Regions from separate parts of the Homo sapiens genome. Here region 1 is linked to region 2. A link is a loop called in an ENCODE intact Hi-C map of the cell type or tissue named here. Cell type or tissue: dorsolateral prefrontal cortex. All regions are shown on one strand.

The links. Peaks named below come from ENCODE experiments on the same cell type or tissue, not always from the same donor. Only the 100,000 strongest peaks of a DNase experiment are listed, where the experiment ranks them.
Region 1: it touches region 2 in a loop (2.0-fold over the local background); 6 of 110 quality-filtered maps call a loop at or near these places.

What each region holds. Positions count from the first base shown.
Region 1 is chr18:37,338,968-37,346,967 of GRCh38, forward strand. The region is part of intron 2 of CELF4 (CUGBP Elav-like family member 4); the gene reads right to left. Among named protein-coding and RNA genes, the nearest start is that of SNORA111, 120 kb to the right of the region's middle. RefSeq lists an enhancer at 2,536-3,096. In dorsolateral prefrontal cortex, a CTCF peak has its summit at 4,529 (motif pointing right); a DNase peak (open chromatin) is centred at 4,524; H3K27ac peaks cover 241 bases.
Region 2 is chr18:37,471,450-37,479,449 of GRCh38, forward strand. All of the region lies in intron 2 of CELF4 (CUGBP Elav-like family member 4), which reads right to left. Among named protein-coding and RNA genes, the nearest start is that of SNORA111, 8.9 kb to the left of the region's middle. In dorsolateral prefrontal cortex, a CTCF peak has its summit at 4,953 (motif pointing left); a DNase peak (open chromatin) is centred at 4,932; H3K27ac peaks cover 2,589 bases.

The DNA of each region.
Region 1 (8,000 bases), 130 kb before region 2:
GGGCAATGGCCATCGTTTGGGTCTCTGCATCCATCCTGGTCCCAGAGCCCAGGGTTCCTAGCCTCCTTTGACAGGCAGAGCTGATGCGGGCTGTGTGGGCACAGGAGGCGCAGCCCAATTTTATAAGCACAAAGTATTATGATTGCATTGATTTCCATCATAAATCATATTTCCTATCTCCTGCCTCTCTCTCCTGCACACCCCAAGTTAAGCCTTGGTATTTTCTTTAGCTGCTGCCACTGCCAAGCCTGGAGATGATATTAGGATAATGATGATAAATTTTACCCTGCTGGCAAGCCACTGCTTCTGTATGGGGGAGGGAGAGTGTTTGTCCCCCAAATGGATCCCTTGACCAGAAAGTGGGGGCTTGGCTTGCGCCTGGAGGAAGGAGGATGCTCACCAGAGCTCGGCTATGTGGGTCCATGCAGATGGATAGGTGGATGCATTTGTGTGAGCATGAGTGTGCTCATACATGTAGTCATGTGTGTGCAAAGCCTGAAAGGTGGCCAGGCACAGTGGCTCATGTCTGCAATCCCAGCACTTTGGGAGGCTGAGGCAGGTGGATGATTTGTGGTCAGTAGTTTGAGACCAGCCTAGCCAACATAGTGAAACCCCATCTCTACTAAAAATACAAAACATAACCAGGTGTGATAGCACACATCTGTAATCCCAGGTACATGGGAGGCTGAGGCAAGTGAATCGCTTGAACCTGGGAGGTGGAGTTTGCAGTGAGCCGAGATCGCACTACTGTACTCCAGCCTGGGTGACAGACTGAGACTCTGTCTCAAAAAAAAAAAAAAAAAGGCCTGGGAGGCATCTTGCTGGGTTTCTCGTGTGTAGACGCATGGTCATGCCCCTGCCAATGAATGAACACATAGCAGAGGGGGGCAGGGGGCAAAGGCAAGGGGAGAGGGTAGGCGCTGAACTTCCCAAGGTGCAGCCACTCCCAGCCTTGGGATTGCCAGTGACTTGGGGTTCTGTGTGTCCGGCTGTTTCCCCCATAGAGTGCACCCCACCTGCCATCAGCGCATTAATCCTTATTAGCACGGCTGCGTTAAGCCCTTTCCTCCTTAACAGCCTCAGCAGCTTCCATTGTCATGTGATTGAAATGGGGTCTCCCCCTTTCCTGACTCCCACCACAATGCCCAGCCTGGGGGGCACTGATAGGAAAATGTCCGCACACATTTTCCTACCAACCCCAGCCTCAGGAAATCTTGCCGAAGTGCAGCCAACAACCAGGCTGGGGCACCCATCCTGACCTCAGAAATGCCACGTTAAGTGAGAGTGAGAAGCTGGTTAGTGGCTCTCCGAGCTCTCAGCCTTGTGCCTTTGCCAGCTGGGCTGGGCTCAGCCCTGACTGAGTTGGGGCTCCTCCAGCAGGTGATAATGTCACTGGGGTACCCAGACCAACATGACAGTGCTCCTCACAAGGTCCTGGGCTGGGTCTTAATACAGTGGGGGAGTCCAAGGGGAGCCTGTAGGTTCTCTGAATTGGGGATGAGCCTGGGACAGGAAGAAGCTTCAGTGGGGACATGGTCTTGTGGCTGATCATTCATTAATTCTCTTGTTCATTCATTCACTCAACAACCATTCCTGGGCTGAGTTCCCTCTCGTCTCCCAGTCCCACAGGCCTGAGGGTGGACCCCAGTGGTCAGTGGGCTTTCTGTCTTCTACACCAGGGGCGGCCAGCCTGAGATCCCTGAGCAGAGGTGTGTTGGGTTTTCTCAGATAGTCACAACTAAAGAAGTCTTATTTTTGAAGAACGTGTCCATGCTGATGTAGTTGACAATGACAGTGAATCACAGACACAGAGAAGATGCAAGGGCTCTAATCCTACCAGGCACAAGCTACTGGCAGCATCTCACAGGCAACCCTGGTTTGAATGCCTCTGCTGACTGGAGGCTCACTCCACGCATGAGTCAGCTGTTTTCATCTATTCGACATTGTTTCAGTGATATCAAGCTAACGTCTGAGCCACTTGTAGCTTCCACTGTTCAGTCCCCAGCCATTCATACAGGAAATGCCTAACTTCTCTTCTTTAGAATAATTGCTTAAAGTAGGGATGGTGAAAAGAACCACCTTGGTGAGCAGGGAAGGGCACCAACCACTCAGACTCCCCAGTGAGGATTCAGTAGGGCACTTAGATAGGAAGTGAGGTTTCAGGGCAGGATTTGGCTACCATGTGCAGGAAATGGATTCATCATGGTTTGAATAACCAGGCTCCATGGGTGTGGCTGTGTGTCCTCCCAGGGGGCCTTGGAGGGGACAGCAGGTTGGGCTCTGGTCTGTGTAATCAGCAGCCCTGGGATCCCAGAGGGGCAGACTGGGAGGAAAGTGCCCACACTGGGCAGCTAGCTCAGCATGCGATGTGCTGCTGACAGTGGGAGTGGTCTGGGCCACAGCCCACATGGGGATGTGGCATTTAGGTCAAAATATGCAGCGTGTTCAGACACAGGAGAAGTATGTTCACCTTACATGAGGAGGGTTAAAGGAGACTGGGGCCACTCAGCCTGAGCAGGTGCAGGGGCATCCCACTGGAAGGCAGTGAGTGGAGGGCATAAGGGCTTTCCACCTGGCTCTGGGGTCAGGACGTTGCAGACAGTTCACGCAGGAACTCCTGGTCCAACATGGGCACAGGCTGCCTGGAAGCTCAGAGTGTCCTCTGCCCCATGACTGTGCTCTATCCAGCAGAACCTATGGGCTGCTGTCCAGCATGCTCCAGAGGGGACCCTGCCTGGGGTGGAGTTGGGCCAGTGACCACTTAGGTTCCTTTTGACTCTAGGAGTGTATGATGACAAAAGGAAGTGCTCCTAGGAGCTAGGATGGTGAAGGTTTCAATCCAACAATGCTTGCCTCACAGCAGGCACTTATCGTTCTAATGGATCCCTGATGCCATTAGGCTGAAGATCTTCCTCCTCCAGGAAGTCTCTCCTGATTAATCCCACAACTCTCTGACTCATCTGGGTCTCCTTGCTAAGACTCGCTTACTCTCCTTGTTTGTGATCTATCTGTAAATGGATGTCTGCAGGTTGCATGTCTGTGGTGCTTGGTGTTGTGTGTGTGCGTGTGTGTGTGTCCCAATCTCCTCTCAGGTGGAGGACAGGAGAACAGTGGAGCTCATCCTTGGTGCCACACACAACCTTTTCTTCTCCACCAGCCCCTTAACTTGGTCTCTTAGAGCCATCCCTGGCAATTGTGTCCTGGTAGGGCTGTGGCCATTTTGTATCCACATAGGAATTCAGATTGGGGAAAGATAACAGCACATGCACACACACACACACACACACACACACACACACGCTGGGCACATGGCAGCCTCTCCACCTCCTCCCCAGTTTTCTGTTCCTGCCAGCAGTCCCTAGGGCCCCATAAAGATAGCAACCTTCTCTGAGCAGGTTAGGCCTGGAGAGTGCAAGGGTGGAACAGTCTGAGAGCCGGGCTCAGAAAAAGTGACCCCATGTTCTGTTTCCTGATGCTGCAGCCTGGTGGGGAAGGGGGCCTGCCTCGGAGGGTGAGAGGCCTCTGAGAGGCAGTGGAGGGCAGGAGTGAGGAGTGGGCACCACCCTCCCCTGTGCTCTGCAGCTGTGCCCCTTCCTCATCCCAGACTGGAAACAGCTCCACTGGGCCTCAGGTCTCCCCAGGGAGTGCAGGCCAGGGTCCAAGCAGAGTGGGGGAGCCTGGGTTCCTGCAGGCATCTCTTAGCTGTGTGACCCTAGGCCAGTTAACCTCCCTGAACCTCCATGCCTCCATGTGGGAAAGAATGGGGGAAATAATAATCCATATTGAGCTAATGTAGATAAAGATGTGTTGTGAGCTACATGGGACAAAAACTAATGCAAAAAAAGTTGAATCTCACCACTCCCATTAGTGCAAGGAAGCCCCCTGGGTTGCAGCGTGAAGGATTCTGTGGGTGGTGTCCCCCCCAACCCCTATGTCATGTCCCTGGCGGTCCCCATGGCATGTGGGTGTCTGTGGGAACATGACCCCCACTGGGAGTTGCCCACTGAGCCATTCCCGTCCTTACACTGAAGGAGGAGATCCTGGAAATGAAACGTGTGGGCGGCAGGTAGATGTGGGAGCTGGAAGGGTGTGCACCGTGTGACCACAGGTGAGAATCGCTGGTGTGCTAAGAACAGACCAAGGCCTCTGGAAACACAGGGAAGCTTGCTGTGCTTATGCCTGTGCTGGGCTAGCAGCAGTGTCTTCTACCCTTACTTTCTGAATTTTAGTTGGTGAGAAGAGGTAGAAAAGAAGTGTGCATGGGAATGACTGCGTCTGTGTCCCTGTGTTTGCAGCAGTTTTGTTGTGAGGCCCTGTGTGCATTTGGGTGTGGGCCATTGTGTTGAGAATGGGTGTTGATTCTGTGTGTGTGTGTGTGTGTGTGTGTGTGTGTGTGTGTGTGTGTGTGTAGACACGGGGTGGGGAGGGGGATGCCACTTCTGGGTGTGACATCCCAAAGGCTCCAAAATCCTGAAATCTTAGAGGGCGCAGAGCTGCATACAGCCACCAGATGGCAGCCGGGTGCAGTCTAAGGGTTGCCGGCCAGGCTCGGCTTTGTGTTCAGCCTCCCCACCTCCCATCCCACCCCTGGTATATGTGGTGCATATGTGTGTATATGTGGGGTTGCGTGTGTATATGTGGGGGTGCGTGTGTATATGTAGGAGTGCAGGAAGGGACTGCCTGACTGCAAGCTGGGCACCTGTGCGTGTATTCAGAGTGGCCAGTCTGGGCATGCTGCATCCTCCTCCTTGCCATGACAGCTGGATGCTGCTCGTGTTCCGTGCCCTGCGAACCTTGGCTCTCTAAGAATACGTGTGCAGACAAGTGTGCACATGTGCTGCAGCAGACCCCATCCAGACTCCCCACTCCCAAACCCTCACCTTTCACTCCTATCAGGCTGTCCACTTCCAACTCTCTGGTACCCCTCACCACGGCTGGTTCTTCCCTCCCTCCTTCACCCTGGCTGTTCCCTTTGCCAGGAATGGTCTCTCTGCAACCAAACTCCTCCCCATTTTTCAGAGACTTCTGTCTAAGAAGCCCCTTCTCCAGGAAGCCCATTAGATCTCTTAGCATCAACCTTTTACCCCCATTTTGCTCCTTTTCTGATCACCCATTGCCTAGGACTGTCAGCTCCACACTGTTCATCCACTGCTGGCTTGATGTGGCTCATTCAGGAGCCTTCCTCGAGAGGTTGAGTTCTGCAGGGTAGGATGGGGCTGGGCATCCACAGTAACACCAGGTAAAAACCAGATCATTGAGGAGCACATTTCCCCACTGACCTGCCCCATGGGGTCCAGAGAGCAAGTGCTGAGGACAGACGTGGCTTACACATGGCAAGCAACCCGTGAAACACAGAACAACCCGTGAAACAGAGAACAAGTGACTCCCTGGAAATTTGGCAGGCATTGCCACAGCACTGGGGTGCCACGGGGCAGAGACAGGGGGTCAGGGGAGAAAGAAGTAACAGTGAGTACAGTGGCTCCCTGGGTTTTAAAATCCAAAGTTAAGCCATTTGCTTTCTAGGAAGTATTGAAAGGTAGCATTATACCTTGGCTATAGCAAGAGAAACTACAGGTAGACTCTGGAAGAACTGGTCTTTGCCGAGGTGAGGAAAGGCTCTGGTGTGAGCCATGAAAGCTTGTTCCCTTGGAGTTAAAAGGAGCCAGAGTCACCATGCATATGTGCACAGCTTTCTGTATTTTTCATCATGTCTTGCTATCCATGCACTAACCCCATGTTACATGTTGGCAGAGGGTTTTCAGAGGCATGCAGACGCTCGTGAACCTGAAGACAGAAGCTGTCACCATTCCTGTTTGACAGATGACGGGAACGGCTGCAAGGGGAGGGGACACGCCCTGGCAGCCCAGCTTGCTGGTGGCCTTGCAGCATCCTGGATTTCATCCCCCTAGAGATGCACATGAAAATCCTTGCCCTTTTTGCAGACTCTAAGAGGGGAGTGTGCCCTCCCTGATCCCATCAATGCCTGTAGCCCCCAGTTCTGCTCCACCTGCCAGAACCCACTTCCTGTTTGTCCAGAGATGACCCAAGTCCATGTTTGCAGGATGTAGAATGTGCTGGGGTGGAGAATTGGAGAATGGCTGTGGAGGCGGACAGAAAAGTTTGGGTGCCTCGGGAGGCTCTGTCTCTGGAGGGGCTGGAGTCCCCAGGACTGGTGTACAGAGCTCCTATAAGGATGGGTTTAATTAAAGGATCGTTAGGTTAGGCCAGGTGTCATCTCAGCAGGGGCTACCCACACCAGCCCATTCCCCAAAGAAGAACTGCAAGAAAGCAAGAAGGTTCCCTTCACTCATTTTAATTGTTCCGCAAAAGACCCTAAATGCAAGACAGCATCATAAGGTGGAGGAGTGGGAGAGAGACGAAGTGGAGAGAGGGGCAGGGAGAGGGCAGAACAGAGGGTAAGACCAGCAGCCAAGAGCTGGGCCCTGGGCACAGCCAGCCTCTCTGTGAGCTTTGGGTGTCGGGGGTGGGGTGGGGGACACAGGCTCCCCTAAGGGATGGCTGCATGGCCTTAGAGACCTCGGTTGCAGCAACCAGCACATGGTAGATGCTCAGTAGACATTAAAATGAACTGAGTGCTTTGGGGTGGGGTGGGGCAGACTTTCCTATGGGTGGAGTGGCAGCCTGGGGAATTCAGTGGAGGACTCCTTTGGAGTGGCTGAAGGCCTGGGAGGCTCTGGGGGAGGAAGCTGCTGGTTGGGAACCCCACCTCAAGAACCTTTTGAGCAGGTGTCCTGCTGCTCTAGGCTGAAGGGAGAATGGAAACAGGCCCCAGGGAGGCTGGGGACCCCTGATATAGAAAGGCACAGCCTACCCTGAGGCTGAGGTCTCTCCAGTCTCCTGGGTCTCTCCTGCATACCTTAGCACTCCCAAAACCACCCACCTACCCACCCTCTTCAGTGCTGAGGTGGCTGAATGGGCTCTGAGGCTCCCAGTGCATGCCTGGCCCCCGGAGCCCCCAGGAGTTCTGTCCCATTTCCTGGAGTGGCAGCTGGGCAGGTTACATATACTTAATTACTAGTAATTAAAAAACTGATTACTCCAAATGGCGCCCTCCTGGGGAGAACCGTGCTGTGCCTGTCCTGCTGGTCCGCCACAGAGGCCATTTCTGTAGTGTGGAGCAGGGACCAGCCTGCAGCCTCCTTCTATGTCTGCTGGAGGATGAGGGCTCCCTATGTCAAGAACAGTGCCTGCCCCCACCTCCTCCAACTGGCCTGCCCCAATGTCTAGTGCAGCTGCATTCCGGCATCACTTTAGTGGATGAGTCACTGGTCCCCTCCAATGTGCATATCCCTTGGGAGGGGACATACCCAGAATGCTATAGGTCACAGGGAAGGAGCCTCTGTAGGGAGCCCAGGGGGAAAAAAGAGCTCTAGGCTCCAGGGGAGAAGTGGGGAATGAATGCAGAGTGTGACAGAGGCAGGGCAGGTTTGCCAGTTGCAGAGCTGGTATCCTAGAATTGACTTGTTTTAGTCATTCTGCGACTGGGGTTCAGCAAGCACCTAGTACATACCAGATATGGATGGACCACCTAGTCGGGTTCTTTGTGTGGATGAAGACACGCCAGGAGGTGGGGGGCAGGTACATGAGCCATGTTCAGTTAGGAAAGTGCTGCTGGAACCAGGGCAGAGAAGAAAGGGGTGCCCAGTTAAATGGGCAGTTGGAGGAAGCATCGCAGAGGAGTGGTTATTGAGGGCGAGGCTCGGGATTGGAGTCAGTTTGGGGAGGAGTAGGTGGAAGGGGTTTGGGCAATGGCAGCTGCTTGTGCAGAAGCCCTGGGGGATTGGCAGAGCCTGGCAGGAGGGAGGAAGCCTGGGGCAGCCATGGGGGCAGCATGTCTCATGCTACCGCTGGGATGAGGAAGTCAGCGGCCCCATGATCCCATCCCAGGGTGTCTGTCTTCCAGCAGCATTGGGGAGTGGTGGACGGGGTATCTTTGGTGGATCTGGAGAAGGGACTGGCTGACCTGAGCCTCTGAGAAC
Region 2 (8,000 bases):
CAAGCCCTTCCTGAACTCCAGCCAGCGCCCCCTGTCCTCTCCCTCCTCCTTGCCTTTGCCCCTGCTGTCACCTCACTGGAGTGACATCTGGAGCCCCCTCCATCCACCTAGATCCTGCCGATCTTGCCCAGGCAGTGTGACACTCAGTGAGCAGTCCTGCCTGGAAGCGCTCCCAAACCACTCCCAGCTCTAAATTGCAGTCTGGAGTCTCGATCCATTGTCCTCTAATTGCTTGGCATGTACATCTTCTCTCCTCCGCAGGAGGGAAGCCCCAGGGGCAGCAGGGTTCTTGCCCTCTACTCACTTCCACCTGCCAAGCAGCACCTAGCGCGGGGCTATGCTCCTGGTGGGTGCTCAGGAAACACTTACTGAATTGAATTACAAACCTTCTCCCAGGCTCTGAGCCGTTCCAGCTGCTGGATGCCAGCTGTCAGGGCTGCTGGGAGAGGCTGAATGCATATTCATTTCAGACCCTCTGTCTCTCGGCCTTGAAGGGCCTCCTGGACCATCTTAATCCATGAGGGTGTCCAGGGCATGACTCTGCTCCTGCTCTCCCTGGTTAGGGTTTTCAATCTTCTGGGTTGTGCTCACCCAGATTCCAGGGGTGCTGCTGTGTTTTGGAGTGAAGAATGGTGAACAGGGAGTGGAGAAGGAGGTATGATGTAGGCCTCATGTGGGGGATTGTGCAAACCATGAAGACAAACTTAACAAACACCTCTTGTGGGGGCATGAAGGTGGTGATCTTGAGCCCTCCTCTTCCAGCACAGCCAGGCCTTGGCAGGGCCAGCTCCAGCGTCCTTATGGACCTGCCTGCCACTCTCACAGTGGTTTCCATTCAGCGTGGTAGGGTTTGTTGGCCCCTCCCTGCGGCCAGCCCTGCACTAGGCTATAAAGCTGGGAGGTTTGCTGCTACGCATCCTGCGTTGGCTGCCCTCCAGACCTGGGCAGCCAGGGGCCGGGGATGGATCAGAAGGGGCCAGGTAGGAAGATTCACTCCTTTCTTGGAGACAGAATCACTGAAGCAAGAGTGGCAGCTGTAGAGAAACTGTCATTGTGCACATTTCCTGTGTGCAAGAGCAGCAGGGTGTTTGGAGCTTTGCATGCTTCATGCTATCCATAAACTGCTCCTGGATGAAAGAACTACTGGCACCCCAGGGCTGAGATGAGAAAACTGAGGCACAGAGAAGTTAAGTGATTAGCCCAAGGTCACACAGCTCAGAGTGGTGGAGCTGGGATTGGAGGCTAGGTTGTTAAATTTAAGGCATGAGCCTGCCCAGCGGCATGGAGGGTTTCGCCTCTAAGGCCTGAAGGTCTTCAGAGAAGGGAGAAATTGGGAGGCCTGAAGGAGAAATGAGGATTACTCCAGGCTAGAGGCTAGGGAATTTGGGACCTAGCCAAACTGGCTGGGGCTGAGGACTGGGACTGGTTCTATGCGGGCATTTATGATGGTTAAGCTAGTAAAACTTAAGATAAAATCATGGGATCTTAACTCGCCCCCCAGAACTGATTTGGTCCAATGTTGGAATTACCTGCATCAACCCCCGAACCCTGCGACTCAGCCTGCTTGAACATGTCTGTGACCAGAGGCTCACTACCTTGTGGGACAGCCCAGGCCACTGGCAGAGGCTATGAGGGAGGGCCTCAGGAGTAGAGGGCAGCACAGGCCAGCCCGTGCTATCCCTGGTCCCCTCCTTCCTGGCTCTCAGCCATGCTGAAGTTTACCAGGAAGGTCAATCCGAGCAGGCTTTGCACAGAGCACCCCTACCTCACCCCACACCCCTTTACAAAAGAGGTCCTGCTTCAGTCTCTGAAAATAAAGTTGGTGCCATTGCTGCTGGCCCTGAAAGCCGGCCGACCCACTTTCAGAGGGTGTGAGACCACTGGTGCAACTGTCAAAAAAGTGGGAGTGAGGAATTGCCTGTGGAATGCCTGTGATGTGGCACAGCTGTCTGCTGGCGTGGCAGCCTTTGATTCTTCAATATTTAAGCCACACACAAAGGCACAGAAGGGCACAAACTCGAGAAAGACACAGAGGACGCAAATATGCTACCTAAGGGTAGCTGAAATTTTATTCCCTTCCCCCTTATGAATCTCACAGAATTGGAAACCATGTCAGTAGCTGGAATAAACATGCAGAGTTAGCAGTGCTGCATGAAGAAGCTCCTCTTGTCCACACCCTAAGACTGCTTTCTTGACTCAGCATCCTCATGGAAGCATCAGGGTGTGATCTAAGCTGAAGGCAAATGCGGCACGTGTGTGGGGGGTGGCTGCTGCTCCAGCCAGCTTGCTCTTCTGTAACCCCTGACCATCTCCACCAGGCTGTGTGAGGGTAGACTCTTCCAGGTCCCACCAATATTATCCGGCCCTTCTCCTTCACTGAAGAAGCACAGATTTGTTCATGGAAGACATGTGCATAGTCTTTGGCAAGATATCCTCTTTCCCAGACTTCCTTGCAGCTAGGGTGGCCCTGTGACATAGCTCTGGCCAATGAGACATACTTAGATGTCTCCTGGAGAGGGGACCTCTTGGAAACCTTTTGCATTCCCGATAGAAGGGACAGAGGCAGCTGGACCTGCTCTGCTTGATGACAGATGCAATGCCCTCCGACAGCAGTGAGAAGGACTCTGTTACGTTGTTGCTGTTGCATGGTTATGTTGCTGAAGCAACACGAGGCCCCAGACTCTGTGATGTGCAAAAAACCCAAAGTGTTATTTGTTGAGGCCACTGCAGCCAAATGAATTTCTAAGTGGAAGGGTGGCCACTTAGAAATTACAATTCAGAGAGGTTAAATGGCTTCCCAAGGGCACACAGTAAGGCTCCAGGCAGAGCTGGGGATGGAATCAGACTCTGCCTTCCATTCAGAACAGGACTTCTCCAATGCAGAGGTAGGCCAGGTGTGTGGTGACACCTCGAGGGCCACTGCCCTGCCCCACAGGGCCCCCTGGGTGTCTAGCAATCATGCCAGAGTCTCCTGCCAGAAGAACCTGGTGTGTGGCCTTGGGGTGACGGGGACGGTTCCTGCCCTCATGCAGCTCTGGCTTTCCACAGGGTTAGTGCCCTAGGATGAGGAGGAAGGAGCATGGGCTCTGGCGCCAGATCTCTCCATGGTTTTCTGGTCTGAGCAAGCCCCTTTGCCTCAGTTTCCTCTTCCATACAATAGCACTAATAAGGCCTGGTTAAGACCTGGGTGATGCTGTCTTAAATAAATGAGATAATATTTGTGAAGTGTCTGGCTGTAGCGAGTACACAGTGATTGGTAGCTGTCATCGGAGTTAGAGAGACAAGATTCTTTGATCTGCTCTCTTATTTGGGATGATGCCACAAGGCTCAATCTGCAGTAGATGTAGGTGGTGTCCTGCCCATGACCCCTTCTCTTCCCCACCTCAGTGACAGTGGGTTGACTTCCAACTGCCAGCACCAGCACTTCCAGCTCGAGGGCTTCCTTTGACTGTGGAGCCCACTTTGCCCACGCATGCAGCAAGCCAGAAAAGCTAGAAAGCGGAAGACCCCTGGGCACAACCTCGGCCACAGCCTGGTGGAAATTGGTGCATGAATACCCCAGTTCTCTGGCCCCTTGGGTGGGATGACTCCAAGGAGTATGATTGACATTGGCTCTAGAGTCCCAGTGGGGTTCAGCAACACCCGCAGTGGAAGCTGGTCTGCCTGATAAGACACCCCTTATTGATTTCCTCTCTTCCTTGTCTCCACTATTGACCCAAGTTCCTGGGGTCAACCCCACAAAGAAGCTATTTGCACTCAAATGCTTGTCTACAGTCTGCTTCTGGGGGCGCTCCAACTAAGACAATATCCTTTAAAGCCTAACATTAGGCCAGTGGTGGTTGAACTTCTTGTGCCCACGAATCTCCTAGGGATCTTGTTAAAGGGTGGTGGCTGCTGTTTGAGTGACATGGCTCAGATGATCTAGAGTAAGCTCAAGACTCTGCATTTCTAACAGACCCCAGTGATGCTGATCTGATGTCCACATTTTAGCCAGGGCTTAGACTTCCGGTGCTGTTGACCTGCAGAGGCTCAGGCAAGGGCGAGATCAGTGTTGGTTAGAGCAACCTAGAGGAGCATCACAGAGGAAGGGAGCTTGGGGCTAGGTCCTGATGCCCTGGGAGGATTCTGGTGGGTAGGCTGGGAGGAGGCAGGTCCTTTCTAGGGAGCGGGGAAGCTGGAGACTTGCTGGGGCCTGAAGCCATGCCCAGCACCTGCAGGATTTCAGAGCAACTGATCTGCATGGAGTTGATTGGAGCCTACAGGCTGTAAGGGGCTAGAGGCTCTGAAGCACAGCAGTGTGAGAAAAGCCTCCTCCATCTCCAGACACATTTTCCCTGTTCTCACTCCCAATTCCAGGAGGAAAATTCACACTGACCTGGCTCCCCAAGCCTTCCTCCTCTTACTCATTTCTCGAGTTCCTCTCCCTTTACATACACAACCAACTTCTGTCCTCCCCACTCCATGGAGTCCTTTCGGGGCATCCCAGCTCTCTTCTGAAATATAATGGGACATATGGTCCAAACTGCATACTTGAGCCATTCTATATTTTTATTATCCTCTTAATTATTTCATCTGTGAATTAGGAGTCACAGGACTTTATTGTGGCAAAGGACTCCGAAGGTCATCCCCACTCGCATCATTGTTTTGTCATTAATAATACAACTTGGATGATTTCTAGCAATCCACAGCATATAAAGGGCGCACACATGTGATTTTCATGATAGAAATTAGGGAACTCAGACCTGGAAAGGTTGGGTGGATGCCCCAAGTTGGTTGGTGTCCTCTGCACAGGCTGACAGTGTTCTGAAGGGTGGAGCCGAGTGTTCGGCATCATTTTGCCTCTTCTGTGCTGGGCACAGGGTTGGGCACACCAGGCTCACCATTAAACACACTGTGCTCCTTCAGCCACCAGAAGGGGATGCCACCCACATGGCGCCCCCTGGTGGGCTCATGGGAACATACCACAAATGCCTTTGATTAAAAAAAAGGGTGCTTGAACCACAGTAAACTACGGCGCCCTAGAGAGACCTTATCTCCCCTGCACTCCAGCCCTTTCCTCTTTACAACAGCCGTTTTCATGAGGAATTAAAGAATAAAGAACAATGCCATTTTTTTCTATTATCACCCAGGCTTGCCCATTTTTGATGGCATGTGGCAGCCCACAGTTCCGGATCCCTGCAGGTCAACAACAAAGACGTGTCCTTCTGCTCGCCCACACACATGCGCCCAGCAGAAACCCTCCAATCCTAAAACACATCCATCCCGGAGCAGGAGCTCACACAGACATTCTGTTTCTCAGCCTCGTTTTCTGGCGAAAGGTCAACAAACCCTTTGCAGCCTCACACGGATTCATGCAGGCACAGCCCTTGTGGCAGCCTCACATTCTCGCTCCGGTGGACACACACCTCGCTCCACACATGCCCACATTCACACCTGCACCGGCGGCGAATGCCTGGGCCAAAGCACCTTCCACACAGCACTTCCTTTCTACATCCATGACCAGAGAGCGAAGCTTTCTCCTCTTTCCAAATGCACCCCCGCAGGGTGAGCTAGGCTGAAGACTTTCTGGAGGGGCATAGAGGTGATATGGCTGGAATAGGAGATGCCAGAATGATCTGTTGGTGCCTCTGGAAATGCCAAGGCCAGCAAGGTCGCTCAGCAGATGGGGAGCTGCCTCCCTCCCGCCCATCCTTGCTCTGGGTCAGTTCCAGGCACAGGCGCAGAAAGAGGAAAGCAGGTACAGGCTGGGAATCCAAGATGGGAACTCTGGAGTTAATGGAGCAGCCTGGGCCCCAAGGGCAGTGCTGGGTGCTTGGATGGGGACGGATTGGAAAGCTCCCCGAGCGGGGCAGAGAATTTGTTCAGAGGAAGTGATGTTGACTTTGGGCCTCCAAGGATGAATGGAAACTCTCCAGGCAGAGGGAATGACATGGAAAAAGAGGAGCTTGCAGGAAGGCTACGTGCATCTGGAGGGTTTGTGGCCAGGATGGTGTCTGCCCTGGCTGAATCTTGTGGGTGACAGAAGCCTGGGTGGTTTGCAGGTGGTGGGACCTTTATTTTACAATGACACCCTTGGCCAGCCTCTGAAGAATGCATCAGAGGGGTGAGGGCCTGGAAGCAGAAGGCCACTGTGGTGGTGTGGGCTCCTGCAGGGCATGTTGGCTTATCCTGCCATCTCTCTCATCTGAACTCCTGGGCACTTCCCTTCACTACCATTTTTGGGGCCCCTAAAGATATTTTCTGGATCATGAGCTGTCTTCACACTTGCCTCCCAAACCAGATTATAAACTCCTTCTGCAACAGGCCGTGTCTTACTTATTTTTGTCCGATGCCAGACACCCTCCCTCCCACAACCAAACTTCGCAGGGGGCAGGCTATCTGTAAACGCTGCTGCCGCTGACTTGGGTGATGGCAGCCGTGATCCAAGCCACATTGGGGCAGTGTGAAAATTGCAAAATGCCTGTCTGGTGTCCTTAGAATGAGACCTGAGCAGAGGGCAGGGGTGGGGGTACCATCAGGAATCCAGCCCCAGCCCTGGGGAGCAGGCAGTCTGGCTGCTCTGCGTCAGGGAGAGACATATCTGACCCACGCTTTATTATACTTGTCACCAATGGCGTCGGGTAGTGGAGAGCAGGAGACACTGTCGTCCTTGCTCTCCCCCTCTCCTCTCCTCTCCCTGTTGTCTTAAGTAATGTGAGTAATGCTGAGCTCATTATTCTTAGAAATATAAAGAAAGCTGGAAGGGTCTTGAGAGGCGATCTGGCCCACCGCCTCCTTCACAGTCTAGATGGTGTGTCCAGGGAGGGTCCGGGCTCATTGCTCTGCCCAGACCACGTGGCTTGTTGGTGGCAGGCTGGACCTGGCCCAGGTTCCCTCTGCTTATTATCTCATGTGCCCTCTTGTTTGTTTATTTCCTTCAAGTCATGTATGATGACTGCAGGCACAGAGGTTCTCTGGTTCTTTCAGATCAACTTGTTAGGGAGCCTTTCTGGGCACAGCCCATGGCAGGCCTGGACTATGTCGTGGGGGCCACTGAGAAGATGAGGCCCCTATGAGAGTCAAGAGTCACTTGCTTGAAAAATGTGGAACCCTCAGGACAGTGGTTGGGGCAGGGAAGGAGAAAGTGGGCCGTCTAGGAGGGAAGACTGTGGGCACAGCCCCAGGGAGAAGGAGGACTTTGAGATGTCTCTGTGGGGAGGAGATTGAAAAGATTTTGCATGAACACAGTGGGACAGGGGGCTGGGCTAAGGGATAACGTGGAAGAGCAGAGGCAAGTTTCGAAGGCATCACAGATGTAGCCCCTATACCCATCTGTCCCTCAGTACCTGGATTTAAAGTGCTTTGGGCTTCTCTCTTGGAACCTTGGTGTTCCCTTCTGTATAATGAGCCCAGGCTGGTGTTCTGTGGTGAAGGTCCTGTTTGGCTGGAAAGCCTGGCTAGGGCACATGCCTGCCAAGCAGGTTTGCTGTTGGGATGGGGGCTCTTCTGAAGGTATGGGCTGGAGAAATGCCCCACATGAGTGGGTCTCAAGGCCTGGGTTCTGGTCCCAGCTCTGTTATAGCAAAGTCTCCATTCACCTAACCCAGGAGAGAGTTGAGCTGGAGTCGGTGCTGAAACTGCTAAGCCCTTGGGTCAAGTCTGCCCTGCAGACGTGGGTGCATGTGAACGGCAGGCGACAAATGATCCTTAATGCCCGGAGGTGGACTCTGCCCTCTGCTCCTGCCCGTACTCCCCACCTACCCGGTGCTCACACCATTGGAGCTTTTGCCTCTTCACAAGTCATCCCTCTTGTAACACTCTAAGGACCTTTGGGCTTGTTCCCTGAATGAATGAGAACCAGCAAGTAAGGGAGGAACGCTCTGCCCCAGGGCCTCACTGTCCCACCTTCTACCCACCCTAGGCCCGGGATGGGGTTTCTCTACCTTGGCATTGTTGACACTTGGGGCCAGATGATGTTTTGCTGTGGGACTGTCCTGTACATTGTAGGATATTTAGCGGCA